Linked DNA regions of Homo sapiens: region 2 is linked to region 1. A link is a loop called in an ENCODE intact Hi-C map of the cell type or tissue named here. Cell type or tissue: Calu3. All regions are shown on one strand.

What was found. Peaks named below come from ENCODE experiments on the same cell type or tissue, not always from the same donor. Only the 100,000 strongest peaks of a DNase experiment are listed, where the experiment ranks them.
Region 2: it touches region 1 in a loop (10-fold over the local background); 8 of 110 quality-filtered maps call a loop at or near these places.

Annotation. Positions count from the first base shown.
Region 1 is chr3:63,659,614-63,667,613 of GRCh38, forward strand. It overlaps SNTN (sentan, cilia apical structure protein), which reads left to right. Exons shown (of 4, transcript NM_001080537.2): 3 at 112-251; 4 at 4,324-5,599. The coding sequence ends at 4,482. Among named protein-coding and RNA genes, the nearest start is that of SNTN, 11 kb to the left of the region's middle. In Calu3, no CTCF peak of the experiment used is centred here; DNase peaks (open chromatin) are centred at 1,828 and 3,078.
Region 2 is chr3:63,346,545-63,354,544 of GRCh38, forward strand. The region is part of intron 2 of SYNPR (synaptoporin); the gene reads left to right. Among named protein-coding and RNA genes, the nearest start is that of SYNPR, 72 kb to the left of the region's middle. In Calu3, CTCF peaks have their summits at 3,219 (motif pointing right) and 4,798 (motif pointing right); a DNase peak (open chromatin) is centred at 3,257.

The sequences.
Region 1 (8,000 bases):
GGGCCAAGATTTAGAAGGTTCCCTACAGTTCCCTTGGAAGACACAACAGCAGGTCTGGGGAAGGGTTATTTCTAACTCAGGATACTTTATTCCACATTTCTTCTCTCCTAGCTCTGAGGAAGTGCTCAGATCTGGAAAAAGCTATTGCCACCACTGCTCTGATTTTCAGAAATTCTTCTGACTCTGATGGTAAACTTGAAAAAGCTATTGCCAAAGATCTGCTGCAAACCCAATTTAGGAATTTCGCAGAGGTGAGAGAATTAACTTGCATAAAGAAACAGAAACTACACCCTCATGGCTGACCCAATGAGCAAATAACTCCAGCTCCAGGTCCCTGTCATGTTGTCTCACGTAACAAATGTTTATTGAACACCTACCTTATGCCAGGCAGTGAGCTGCACTGGAGTTGATGCAGTGAAGACAGCAATCCCCAGCAGAAGAAAGAAATACACTAAAAAAGTAATTAAAAATAGTCAAAGGATGTGAAAGAGTAGAGCATTCAGTGAGAGTAAAACAGAGGAACTATCTTGGGGCAGGTAATCAAAGATGGGCTCCTGGAAAACTAAGGTATAGCTGAGATCTGAAGAATAAGCAGGAGGTAGCTAGGCAAGGGGGAGTGAGAATGATGGCGTTCCAAGCAGAGATCTGGAGGGCCAGTTGGTGAGAAGGGATGGGACGGTAGCTGGGAAGTGGTTAGAGATGAGGCTGGGGAGGCGAGGAGAAGCCAAATCTTACAGAAGCATAGCCTGATAGCAAGAGGAAGCCAGGAACTATGTCTACGTCCAGGCCTAAGAAATTACACCAGCTGCAGTACAGAGAACAGACTAGGGTTGGGGGTGGAATAGGAAAAAAGGGAATAACTAGCTGTGGGGAGGCAATTCAAGAGAAAGATGGTGATGGCTTAGACTACGGCGGTGAAGATGGAGATAAACAAACAAATAGAAGAGACGTTTAGAAGGTGGAATGAACAAGATCTGACAATTGATTGACTGTGAGAGTTGAAGGATAGGAAAGAAAATGATGACAACCCAATTTCTGACTTACAAAAGGAATGGTGGTGTTCCCACTCCTAGAGAAGAAAAAGGCTAAAGAATAAGCAGGTTTGAGGTGGGATGGAGGTAGGGAGGAGATGGCGAGTTTCATTAGGTTGTGTCAGTGTTTAGATGTCCATGAAATATTTAAGAGGAAGACTTAGCAACAGGACAGATGAGTTCAAAGGTGAGAATAGAGATCTGTGTTCAAAATATGGAAATGAGAGTCAGCAGTATATAATCAGTCACTGGCCTAAAGGTTACTACCTTACTCACCTAAGGGTATATTTCTCGAATTTCAGTCATTGAATACCATATTTAGTATTTTTCCCACAACTGCCTATAGCCTGTGTTGCTTAGAACTTTTCCTTTATGTTTTCTCTCTACTTAAGTAAATTTTTATAAGGACACCGTATCATTATTCTTATTGTAAATTCAGTGGATTAGAGTAAAAAATAATAGTGAAAAAATAGACGACTATCAATTCTTATTTAGTGTTTAATATTTATTCTTGCATCACCTAAAATGGCATTACATTCTATCGGCAGTATATATTCATACTTTGGAAAATACCAGCCTAGGGAAAATGTGTAAGAGGAAAAGAGGGCCTCATATCAGCTTAAACTATCAATATTTATTGATGGGTAGAGCAAGAAAGCACATAGAGGCAGTCTCCAAGTCCCTGTATCTGTTCTGAAATATTGAAAAGATATTATTCTCTCTATATATGCACACATACACATACATAAACACCTATATATGGTTTCAGTGCACTACAGTTATATAAGATGTCACCCACTGGGGGGAGCTAAGTCAAGGGTACAACTTTCTGTGAGTGGGTGATTATTTCAAAAGAGAAAGGGAGAATATAGTGTAATACACAGATAAATGAACGGAAGTAAATGTTAATAAGGGTTAGCTATTTTGAGTAATGGGGTAAAGGGTTACAGTCACAGTCCTTTTTTTAAATTTACTTTTTCTAAATGTTCTATATTAAACATGTATTTTTCTGATTTTTTTTTTTTGGAAAGCTACTTTTTCAGGCAGAAATATCAGGCAGAATTTATCAAGAGATAACAAGTTTTGGGGAGTCTAAGGAAAGGATGGGTAAATAAATCCTATACCATTTGCCCACATCCAAGGCCAAAAGAAATGGGGCCCATATGCCAGACAGAAAGGGGGCTCATTACCTGGTAACCTGGCAAATGCTCAGCAAGCTTTTAACACATATGAAAATGAAGAACTAATGGATGCACCATCTTGATGTAACTCATCATCCCTCTCAGAACACCAGGGGAAAAGAATTAAAAACCGGTCCTTAGGAAAGACACCTTCAGCCTCATGTCTCTCAGTGTAGGCTAAACCCTAGAAGTACAGCCAATTTCTGGATCTCTCTAGCAGCAGGCACACCCAGGCCTCAGTGTAATCTTGCCCTCTGCTCAAGATGAAAGCAGAGCCATATTTCAGGGACTTGAGGGGACAGTTCATTCCAAGGCATTCTCTGCAATGTCTGTCAGAATGCTGCCTTGGCCCAACCGCCCTGCCCCATGAGACCCCCTAGGGCAGGTGCATTCACGTGAGTCAATGGCAAAGCTCAGGAGCCCACTTCATTCCTAACTGGGCTTTCTCCTCAATCCCCATGTTGCGTCCCCTGATAAACTGAGCTGGTTCTTTTGGCGAAGGCCTGAGTTCTAAGGGGAACATTGCCTTTCCCATAAGGCTAAACATGGTTTTGGGGATCTTAGCACCTTATAGCCAGTCAGATAGAATTTTAAAAAGCACCTAAAGGCACTACTGGGAAGATACAAAAAGGTGACAGGTCATGCCCCAGGAGGACTGGACCTCAGAAAATGGTGTGCTCTTAAAATATGCAGGAAATAAAAGAAGACCAATACCTATCTCATACCTCTGAGCAAACAGTGTGCCATTCTGCTAGTAAAGTGGTCCTGTCTACCTGTGTCTTGGAATCTGACCCTTTCTAAATAACACTCAGCTCTCCTGGAGGGAGAGAGTAGAGAGCTCCCCTTGGCCCTCATGGATAGGGTGATGGTGACCTCTTGAGGAGAAACAGCCTATAAGAGGAATGTAGCATCATTCCCAAAGTGCCTTAGTCATTGCTGTGATGGCTTTGTACACCTAGCACATGGGTGAGCATTTGGGAACAAACTAAATGCAAATATGGTTCAATATAATGGTGAATCAAATGACTTTAACATTTTTATTGTCACTGGGGAAGATATTTCACAAGCTGTGATTTGAAATTAAAAAGTCTCTCCATTTATATACTATTAAGATGCTTTCCTTCAATCTGACTATTTATGAACACTGTGAACATAGTTTGATTTATAATCAAACTAAAGCTAAATAATCTTTCAAAGCATGTATTTTCTTTTAGCATATTATATTCTATATTTCTGGATAATCTTAAGTCTTAGATAACGAACCCATAGAAGATACCTTCCCTAACACAAAGATTGTATTTTGAAAATTTAAAAACATAATATGTGTGTTCAAAAAAAGGCAGAATAGCTTAGCAGTTAAGAGTATGGGCTGTCAAGAGGTAGATGGGCTACAAACCCTGGCTCCACACCAAAATCTTCCAGCTTGGCGCAAGTCTCTTAATTATCACCTGTCTCTGATACTGCATCTGTAGGATGAGGATAATAGTGGTATATATTCAATAAGGTCACTATGATGATTAGAGGAGATAACACATAAAAAGATTTCACATGGTGTTTTACTGGTAGCATTGTTGGCAACTTGATGTGTTATTATTGTTAATAACATGTTTATTATTTACTATGATTTGGATGTTTGTCCCCTCCAAACTCCATGTTGAAATTTGATCTCCAATGTTGGAGGTGGGGCCTTATGGGAGGTGTTTGAAGTCATGGGGACAGAGCTTTCTTGAATAAATGAATGCCCTGCCTTGGGGGTGGTGAGTGAGTTCTCACTCTGTTAGTTACCACAAGAGCTGGTTGTTTAAAAGAGCCTGGAACCCTCCCTCCTCCTCTTGCCCCCTCTCTTGCTGTGTGATCTGTTCATACACCAGCTCCCCTTCACCTTCTACCATGAGTGGAAGCAGCCTGAGGTCCTCACCACATGCAGATGCCTGATCTTGAACTTTCCAGCCATCAGAATTGTAAGCCAAATTTTTCTTTTTTCTTTATAAATCACTCAGTCTCAGGTATTCTATTACAGCAACACTAAACAGACTAAGACATTATTGTTTATGATCTGTAAACCTAAAGTCTATACAACGAATTCGGTTTTTATTTCTCCATTCTCACAGGGACAAGAAACCAAGCCAAAATACAGAGAGATCCTTTCTGAACTTGATGAGCACACAGAAAATAAGCTAGATTTTGAAGACTTCATGATCTTGCTCTTAAGCATCACTGTCATGTCAGATCTGCTACAAAATATACGGAATGTAAAAATTATGAAATGAACAGTTTTAAATATGCTGTATAAAATAATGGCAAAAGACAGTGTTATTAAAATGTTTCCATCTTATTTTTGATTAATTGAATATATCTATCATGCATCTGAAATTGCCTAGGATGGTTCTGATTGCTGGTATTCAGATCCAATGTAACTCCAAATATTTACCCATACACTTCAAGAATGTTTGAATGATAAGGTCTCTGTGTGCTTTACAATAGGATAGATTTGATACCACTGAATAATAAATGGCTTTTGCTGAGTCAGTAGCGACCTAGAGCACTCTACTTATAGTCATTGAGTCACTCATTTATTCACTAAACATTTGTTGAGCATCTACTTGATGGAACTGCTGAGGATACAGTAATGAATTGGCCAGGCAATTCCTTCCTTCAGACATGTTTGCAGAAGTCTAGCAGAAGAGATAGACATTGAACAATTTTTAAATAATTGCATACACAGTATAATTAGAATTGAAATAAGGGCTATAGGATGCTAAAAGAGATTATCACCTGATCGGAGTTCAAAGGTCAGAAAAGCTTTACTGACATTCTATAAAAAGCAAAAAAAAAAAAATTGGTCCATGGATGCCAGGGATATGGGTGGGAAATGGGGCTGTCCACAAATGGCACAAGGGGAGTTTTTTATTTTATTTTATTTTATTTTATTTTATTTTATTTTGAGACAGAGTTTTGCTCTTGTTGCCCAGGCTGGAGTGCAATGGCACGATCTCAGCTTACTGCAACCTCGATCTCCCAGGTTCAAGTGATTCTCCTGCCTCAGCCTCCTGAGTAGCTGGGATTACAGGCGTGTGCCACGATGCCAGGCTAATTTTTTTTGTATTTTTAGTGGAGACGGGGTTTCGCCATGTCGGCCAGGCTGGTCTCGAACTCCTGACCTCAGGTGATCCGCCCACAGCCTCCCAAAGTGCTGGGATTACAGGCTTGAGCCACCAAGTCTGGCCAAGGGGACTTTTAAGGGGGCTGGAAATGGTCTCCATTTTGATTGTGAGGTGGTGGCTACAAGATTGCATGCATTTGTCAAACTCATAGAACTGCACACTGAAAAGAGTGAATTGTACTGTATGTCAATTATACCTAAATAAATCTGACTTAACAAAAAAATAAAACCCAGTATTCTTGTAATCTCTGAACACAATTTAACCAACAATTCCTTGGGATTATGATGTAAAAGTAGTCATATCCCAGAGACCCACACCGACTCCCATGACCACCTCCTGTATTCCTGAATATAAATTACATACACACATATAGTCAACGCCTGAACCTTTAAGGTAGACTCTCACAAAGATTTTTATTCATGTAGGACCTCACTTGAGGACAGCAGGCCCCAGTAGGGTAGCTCAGCATATGGCAATGGGCACTCAAGGTCCCCAGAGCGGGCACTGGGCAACAGCCAGAGGCACAAGCCTTCATCAACCCTGGCTTTCAGAGATGCCATCTTACTCTATCTTTACATGGGAGTAATAATGTTCCCCCTTTCCAACTGCAGGAACTGAGGATTACAGTAGCTAAATGATGGTCCAGGATCATTGAGGCAATCAATTTCAGAGTCAGAATCCTGGCAGAAGCAAAGAGGTGCCAAAAGGGGAGGAGAAACAGGAGACATAGTTTTCCGGCTTTGATTCCCATTTTGTTCCAGTCACTTGCTAAGTTCCACAATCAGGCAGGCAGTCACCTAACATGTATTGCACTTCTACCGCAGGCTGTTGCCAAGAGAGAGGCAAAGAGGAACGAGTCACAGTCTTTACCTTCCAGGAGTTTATGGCTGGCAAAACATGTATGTAAATGTGGTCTATTGGAGCTATTCTATAATCCTGTCAAATGCATGGTAGGACTTTACTTCTCTGTTTCCTTACAGTTGAGTGTGCCCATCCTTTGACCAGTGACATCTGAGCTGAAGTGAAATATGCCACTTCCAGGTGGAGGCTTTGAGAGCCTGGGTCAATTCACTGCCCTGCTTCCCTGGGCTGTGATAACTGGCAACATGCCCCATGGAGGCTGCTCCTTTAGCCTGGGTCCTGAGGGAGGCCAGTTTAGAGCAGAAGCCCAGACAAACTGATACAGACATCTTGCTGAAGAAAGAAATAAATATTTTACCAGAAAAAAAGACGGTTATTCACTGTAAAATTATTATAACTTCCCAAGTTATCCCTCACCTCTCATTTTCTTCCCAGCCCAACATTGTATGCCTCATAACCTATGTTAAGAAAATCTGCCAGGCACAGTGGCTCACGCCTGTAATCCCAGCACTTTGGGAGGCCAAGGCGAGCAGATCACCTGAGGTCAGGAGTTTGAGACCAGTGTGACCAACATGGAGAAACCCCATCTCTACTAAAAATACAAAATTAGCCAGGTGTGGTGGCACATGCCTGTAATCCTAGCTACTCAGGAGGCTGAGGAAGGAGAATCACTTGAACCCAGGAGGCAGAGGTTGCAGTAAGCCAAGATCGCACCATTGCACTCCAGCCGGGGCAACAAGAGTGAAACTCCATCTCAAACAAACAAACAAACAAACAAAAAAATCCTTTCCAGAGAGAAACCTTCAGCCTTGCTCTGGTGAAGTGTTGCTTCATCCTGTCGTTTTCCAGATCCACCAGAACCCAACTCCCTGGCCCTCCCCACTTCCAAAGCTCAGACATCCTAAATCGAAGAGATTACAGATAATGTAAAGGAAAGGCCCAGAGTTTATCCTCTCACCATTTTAACAGGAGGCAGGAGTGTTTAACAAAAACATTCAAACTCACTTATCTGACAAAAGAAGAAAAAGGAATTAAAGAAAATTTGTTATATGTCCCATTTTCAAAGGCTTCTTGCTTTGAGCTGTTTCAAGTTGAGTGATAGAAAAGTTTTTTTTTGTTGTGTTTTGTTTTGTTTTTTGACAAACACAGGGCTCATACTATGAGCCAGGCACTGTTCTAGGGAGTTCCAAATAGTAACTCATTTAATACGATAACAACCGTGTGAGATAGATATTATTATTATTACCATCTCATAGATGAGGAAACTGAAGCACAAAGGTTGTGATTTTCATGAATCACACAACTAAGCAGATTCGAGAGTTTTCTGCCTTCCCCAAGGGCATTGTTAATTTTGCTTTAATATTAGACTTCTTTGTGAGCAATAATATTATAACTCACCAAAAATAGCTGTGCACATTTCAGGCACTGTGCAAGAGATAGCAGTACCAGCTGGGACCTAGAGAACCATTTGGCATTCCTCAAATAGAATTCTGTGGGCTGTTCTCCCTCAAAGCCCTTTGTGTCTCAGTTGCAAGTAGCTGAATATGGCAACCTTGGTGGCCAATGGAAAGGTCATATTCACACCTTTCAGAGAAGGAAACTAGAGAGCCTGACCAATGGTGTGATGAAGAATCTTGGAGTCCTTCCAACTCTATGGGCTCCCAGTAAGAATTTTTGAAAATCCATCCCAGATGGAAAGTCACACTCCTCTGGGAGAGATATCAATTATAGAATCTATTTTAGCCTGATGCAAAGAATGCAAA
Region 2 (8,000 bases), 310 kb before region 1:
CACTGAAACCTCCGCCTCCTGGGTTCAAGCGATTCTTCTGCCGCAGCCTCCTGAGTAGCTGGGATTACAGGTGTCCACCACCATGCCCAGCTAATTTTTTGTATTTTTAGTAGAGATGGGGTTTCACCATGTTAGCCAAGACAGTCTTGATCTCCTGACCTCGTGATCCACCCACCTCGGCCTCCCAAAGTGCTGGGATTACAGGCATGAGCCACCACACCCAGCTAATTTATTTGCCTCTCTTTTTACCAACTCTGTCGGCTTGCCTTAATAAACATTTAAGTAGGATTAATTGAGGTTATTTCAGAAATATTGTGTCTTCCCCAAATGGCACTGGGCGATGGAGTAATCTATAAGTTGACAGATATTCTATGGATATGAGTATAAGATTATTTCCTTTTATTTAAGGAATAATTTTATGGAAGGAAACAGTCTTTCGTGCAGCCATATACTGTGCTAAATCTATCTAGACTTCAGTTTCCTCATCTGCAGAATAAAAATAATACTAGGGCTTACCTCACAAAATTGAGAAAAATTAACTGAGATAATGTAACTAATGCAATGTTTGGGACAGAGTAAGTACTTCACCTAGTTTATATCAATTATTTTAAAAGTTTCTAAATGACCCTAAGTAATCCATTTTCTTAAACAACTATTTTCTTAACTGATGATTACTCTTTTCTTATTCAGACTTGCAGGTAATAGATTAGTGGTGTGATTTGGCAATAACGAATGCAAAGATTGTGCTTGAAAAACATTTTCGTATGGTTGCTATTGATAAATTCTAGAATTTTCTATGTGATTTTTAGTAGGAGGTAGGCTACTTTTGAACCATTAGAGATGGTTTATAAAAACCTGTTTATTCTTTGTCTGAATTCAACACTCATCCTTTTCTTTTTCATATACTATTGCTAAATATATGCCAATCTTTGTTCTTTTAAAAACATTTGTATAAATTTAAGGTATACAAGTACAGTTTTGTTACATGGATATATTATGTCGTGCTGAAGTCTGGGCTTTCAGGGTAACCATTACCTGGATAGTGTACATTGTACCTATTAAATAATTTCTCATCCCTCACCCTCCACCCTTCCAGCCTTCCAAGTCTCCAAAGTCTGTTATTCCACATTCTATGTCCCGGTGTACACATCATATAGTTTCCAATTACAAGTAAAAACGTGGTATTTGACTGTTTCTGAGTTGTTTCACTTAAGATAATGGCCTCCAGTTCCACTCATGTTGCTGCAAAAGACATGATTTTATTCTTTTTATGGCTGAATAGTATTCCATTGTGTGTGTGTCTGCGTGTGTATGGCTGAATAGTATTCCATTGTGTGTGTGTGTGTGTGTGTGTGTGTGTGTGTGTGTGTGTGTATGTATATATCACATTTTCTTAATCCAAGCATCTGTTGCTGGACACTTAAGTTGAATCCCTATCTTTGCTATTGTGAATAGTGCTGGTACATGATACAGGTATCTGAGTACAGGTATCTTTTTGATGTAATGATTTCAATTGCTGGATTGAATGGTGGTTCTATTTTTAGTTCTTTGAGAAATATCCATTCTGTTTTCCATAGAGGTTGTACTAATTTACATTCCCACCAACATTGTATGTGGTCCCTTTTTTCCATGTCCTAACCAACATGTTATTTTATTGACTTTTTAATAGCCATTCTGACTGGTGTAAGAATGATATCGCACCATGGTTTTAATTTTCATTTCTCTGATGATTAGTTGATGTTGAGCATTTTTTCATATGCTTGTTGACCATTTACATGTCTTCTTTTGAGAAATGTCTAGTCATATGCTTTGCCCACTTTTTAATGGGGTTATTTGTTGTTGTTTTTTTTGAGTTGTTTGGGTTCCTTGTAAATTCTGGATATCAGTTACCTGTTGGTTGCATAGTTTGCAAATATTTTCTCCCATTTTCCAAGTTGTGTGTTCACTCTGTTGCTTATTTCTTTTGCTGTGAAGCAGCTTTTTAGTTTAATTAAGTCCCCTTTATTTTTTGTTTTTGTTACTTGTGCTTTTGACATCTTAGTTTATTAATTCTTTGCCTAGACCAATGGCCAGAAGAGCTTTCTCTAGGTTTTCTTCCTCTACTTTTATAGTTTCAGGTTTTACATTTAAGTATTTGATCCATCTTCAATTCGTTTTTTATAGGGTGAGAGATAGATATCCAATTTTATTCTTCTGCATGTGGTAATCCAATTTTTCTCAGCACCATTTATTGAAAAGGACATTCTTTCTCCAGTATGTCTTTTTTGTGACTTTGTCAAAAATCAGATGACTGTAGATATGTAGTTTCTTTTCTGGGTTCTCTATTCTGTTCCATTGATCTATATGTCTATGCTGTTTTGGTTACTGTAACATTGTAGTATAATTTGAGGTCAGCTAATGTGATGCCTCTAGCTTTGTTAATTTTGCTTAGGATTGCTTTGACTTTTGGTCTCTTTTTAGTTCCATATGAATAGATCTGTGAAAAATGACATTGAGTAGTTTGATAAGGACTGCATTAAATCTATAGATTGCTTTGGGCAGTATGATAATTTTAACAACATTAATTTTTTTTTTTTGAGATGGAGTCTCTCTCTATCACCCAGACTGGAGTGCAGTGGCAAGATCTTGGCTCACTGCAACCTCCACCTCCCGAGTTCAAGCAATTATCCTGCCTCAGCCTCCTGAGTAGCTGAGATTACAGGCACGCGCCACCACGCCCGGCTAATTTTTGTATTTTTAGTAGAGACGGGTTTCACCATGTTGGTCAGGCTGGTCTCTAACTCCTGACCTTGTGATCCGCCCACCTCGGCCTCCCAAAGTCCTGGAATTACAGGCGCGAGCCACCGCGCCTGGCCAACAACATTAATTCTTTCAATCCATAATCAAGAGATGTTTTGCCATTTGTTTGTGACATCTACAATTTCTTTCATCATTTTAAAATTATTTCTTTTATAATTTTCTTTGTAGGGATCTTTCACCTCCTTGATTAAATATATTCCGAGATATTTTATTGTTTTTGTAGCTATTGTAAATGGGACTGCCTTCTCGATTTTGTTCTAAGCTTTATTGTTATTGGTGCATCGAAATGCCACTGATTTTGTGTATGTTGATTTTGCATCCTGACACTTTACTGAATTTATAAAATTTGTTTTTTGGAGGAGTCTTTAGGGTTTTCTGTTATCTGGAGAATCCAAGTTCCTTCTACTCATTTTGAGCATCAACTCCCTTTGCCCAGTAGGTGGCGAAAGCGTAGAAGGTACAGCTGTACCTAGTCTGAGTACCAGACTGCCGTTTTGAACTTAATTTTGATTCTTGTCTTTTGGTTTCATTTGCTTTCTTTTATTTTTGTCTTTTTAACAAAGGCAAATGCAAAAAATAAGGTAATCCACTGAGTTGTCCATGTACATTTAAGGTAATCAAAATTTAAATATAACTTTTCTTAATATCCTGGCATTGTATTTCTAAAATGCAGGTCTTTTGCAGTCTCTTTAAACTAAAGCTAACTGATAAGAAGAGCTAACATATCATGATCTTACATTATACTGTCTCATCTACGACATTTTAGGAAAGGAATCTTAGTAATAGGAACACATTTTCACACTTATAATTATACACAGTATTTTCAAATATTAAGGGGAAGGGAAAACAGGTAGAGGTTAATATTATTCTACACACACACACACACACACACACACACATACAAACACAATTATTAACTCTATAGGGGAGACTATTCCCTATATATACAGCCTTTATAGAAAAGATGACTCATAGAGACCCAGGCAGCTGCCAGACACCAACATCTCACTCTCATTGGACCTGCTACAAGCCCTGTGCTGGGGATTGAGATCAAGTGATGAACAGCTCTGTCTTCTTCATATTTTTTTTGCAAGTGGGACTTCAGACTATATCGTGATAGGAGGAGAAAGAAAAGCCATATTGCTAAAGCTGTGTGTGTATGCCTGTGTATGTGTGTGTAGTGTGTGTGTGCGTGCATATGCACACATGCACTTTGCAGTGAAGAGAAGAGACACTGCACTATTATGCAAAACAGCCAAAGGGACTAGGCAAAAGTGTAAGTCAAATGCCTGCAGGGAACAGGCAAATAAAATGAGTGCATAAAGCAGGCTGGCTGTTAGAAAATCAGCAGTGTGCTAAATGGAAATGACACTTGCACTTGCTATGGACACCACAATCAGAAATATACATGTATGTGCAGGGGAGACAGACAAACATGCTGTAGCAAACTGGAGAACCCTTGTCCCTCCCAATTAATAGTTGGGCCAAATCATGTCTATAGCTTGAATTGGCCCCCGAGCCCATCAGTTAGTGACTTCTCGACCTCTGTTCAAGGTGCAGCTCCTTTATGGTTACTTATTCTAAATCCTTTCCTTGTTTTACCAATGAGGAATCTGACCCTCAGTTGGGTTCCATTTAGGTCATATCCTCACTCTCTTGACTGTGTGCCCCTTATCAGACATTATGCTTTCTTGCATTTTTTTTCTCTAGTTAGTCCTATTTACGTAGTAGACTGTCCTAAAGTGAACAGTTGTCCCTGATCTTCGTTGGTTTTACAGGAGGAAATGCACTGAACATCTCAGAAGCCAGAATTCTGAGTGATCCGCCCAATTGATCTTGGCCGATTTAACCCTCAGAACAGATAAGCACCATAAGTACTGCTCATTTATTTGTTGTTGTGTTGCTCTTTTCCTCTGCTTACTTCATCCAGTTTCAGGGGTAACAGGACATTTGACATTCCCTGCTTAATGTGTTTGACAGTTTGAGTTCAAGTTGCAATACTGCATACTTCCAGTAGAGGGTACGTGTGCTTTTCAAATCAAGTGTGAGTGCACCCTAGTAGGGAATCATTCTAGCTCGCTTTCCCGTTTCCAAGAAGCAAAGATTCTTGGTTCTTTGTTGCTTTAAGAAAATTTAGGCCAGGTTTTCCTTAGACAAGGAAATTGAAATTAAAACAGTAGCTCTTTTTAGTTTTTCAGGCAATAGAGATCAAATTTGGGAGCAGTGGGTGATAACACTGAGGAATGTTATCTGAGATGACAAATTCCTGAAGGTAAATGTGACATTTGGTTTTATTACTCTCAGACTGCTTTTATAGTAATAGCATATGTAGGATAACGTTCAAAGATTATCTAAGATTTATAGATTTCATTTACTGAATAATATTTGCTAAGAACCTGCCTGCTATGTCACAAGTAAAGTTCCAGGCAACGGGGATGGAGTGGTGACAAGATAAAGCCCATTCTTCCTGTCCTGGAACTTAAGAAGTTCTAAGTGGGGGAGAGATAAAAGAAGTAGTGAAAGAATGAATGATAATTGACTCAGATACTGAGAACTGCTAAAGAATGAATGATAATCGACTCATACAGTGAGAACTGCTAAGATGCTAGGATCGGCAGCATGGGTGCTGTGGGGCAATGTGGGATGGAAAATATGAAACCTGCTCTCTGGGGAGCCGACCTGAAGGAAAGGAAGAAGCCAGCCCTGTGAAGACCTTGGAGGGAGTGCCAGGCTGAGAGGACAGTAAGTCCAAAGGTCCTGGGGTGGAAACAGAGAGAATGCCAGTAAAGCTGGGGTGTGGTGTGCACTGAGGGGAGAGGGATAGGAAATGCGGCCAAAGAGGTGAGCAGGAGTTGATCATCAAGACTTGAAGGCTTGCAAGGAGCTGTTCTTTTTTTTTCCTGTACAATTTTAGAATTTTAATGTGGGAAGGATTCTTGAAAATCCTCTCACCCAGTTCTCGAAGTGAATAAAAGAATCTCCTGAGGAGCTTTTCAAACCGGCAGATTCGGCTGGAAAATCTGATTTAGAGGCCTATAGTGAGGACTGTGGATCAGTATCATAAAGCTCGATGGTTCAGATGCAAGTAGTCCACAGATCACCTCTTGGGAAAACACTTATTTATCTGTTAAGGTTCTATGTCTACAAGCAACAGAATTCAGTTCCAGCTAACTGATGTAAACAGAGAATTTGTTAAAAGGCAACTGGGAAGCAAATAGAAAAAAGGGGACATTGATGAACAAGACCCAAATATACTTCAGGCACCTAGGTTTGCAGAAACAATGGAGAATCCTTTATGTATTAGTCCATTTCATGCTGCTAATAAATAAATACCCGAGACTGGGTAATCTATAAAGGAAAGAGGTTTAATTGACTCACAGTTCCACATGGCTGAAGAGGCTTCACAATCACGGGGGAAGACAAAGGAAGAACAAAGGGATGTCTTGCATGGTGGCAGACAAGAAAGCATGTGTAGGGGAGCTCCCCTTTGTTAAACCATCATATCTCCTAAGACTTATTCACTATCATGAGAACAGCACCGGAAAGACCTGCCCCCATGATTCAATTACCTCCCACCGGGTCCCTCCCATGACATGTGGGAATTATGGGAGCCATAATTCAACATGAGATTTGAGTGGGGACAGAGCTAAACCATATCACTTTGTCTTTTTAACTTTATTTTAATTGACAAATAATAATTGTATATATTATGTAAAGATGGTGGAGAATCTTTACAAGACACTGCAATCTGGAGAGCAACTCCATTCCAGGTTCTTTGTCTCTCAGTACAGACTACTTGCTCATTCATTAACACAGAGTTGCTTGGCATCTGCCAAGTGCCAGGCAGTGTGCAAGGCACTGGTGATACACTGATAAACAGGAGAGGATAATTTTGTAAGAAAAACACAAATAGAGTGTTACAGGAATTCAGAGGAGTAAGGGGTTGCTATCAGCCCACAGTAATTACAATGTCTTTCCTAGGAATGGGATGGATCTCCCTTATTTATCTTCTTCCACAGGGAGGGGGATCTAGTGAAGCTGCCTAGAATGAGTGATGCCACAGGCCACCTGCTAAATTGGAAACTCTGACTTTGGCTTGACACCTACTATGTTTTAAGCATCACATTCTGGGCTTTTGGGGCATTCATGATGAATTAAAAAGGCTTTGTCCACACAGCCCTAAAGTGGAGATTCGGGAATTAGCCAGTAGTTGAATCGTGATGTGGACAGATCAGTCGGATGATTCAGGTCCTAGGCAGTCACAGTCCTGCCTGACTCACTGATGATTCCGATCCTCCTCTTGCAAGTGCCACTTTAAGCAAACTGTCCCCTCCACTTATAAAACTTAAGTTTTACATCGTTTTCAGCTGTTAACACCTCCAGCTAGGCAAATGAAGCAGGCTTCTTAATGTTAGGAGTGATGATATGATAAGATTCCATGCACAGACATTTTCTTTGTGAGATGATATCCAATTTTTGTGTGAATTTTAATGCACAAAAATATAGTGCTGTCAGATACTTGTTTTTCATTTATTTGCACTTCAAGCTTTGTGTTGCTTTTGGATCAACTAATGCTTTAAATGTGAAGGACTTGGTTTCCTTAGGAGGCTGTATGTATGAAAGGGAGAAACACAGATTCTGAAATCTGGCTGTCTGGGTTCATATCCCAGCTCTGACACTTATTAAGCTGCCAGAGAACTTAAACAAGTTGCTGAAGAACCTCTCTATGCTTGAGTTTCCTCACAAATAACATGAGCATTAATAATAATAACTGTCTTATAGAGTACATTCATTAGTGATTACCACAAAATGCTGCATAACAAGCCACCTTAAAATTCAGAACATCAAAACAATGATCATTTGCTATTGCTTGCATAAATAAGGGGCAACTGGGATTTCAGTGGACCACTCTGAGCTTTGCTGGGCTGGCTCTGTAAAGCAAACCCTAACTGCAGGGTAAGGGTTTGCTTTCCTGAATCATCCAGTGGATCCGTCCACATCATGATCCAACTGCTGGCTAATTTCCAAACCTCCACTTTAGGGCTGTGTGGGCAAAGCCTTTATAATTCATCATGAATGTCAAACCTAACTGCAGGTTAGAGTTTGCTTTGCAAGTCCCTTGTCCTCTTTGAACCAACAGACTAGTAAAGATGCTCTTCTCATGGTGATGGCAAAGACATAACAAGGGCAAGTGGAAGCAC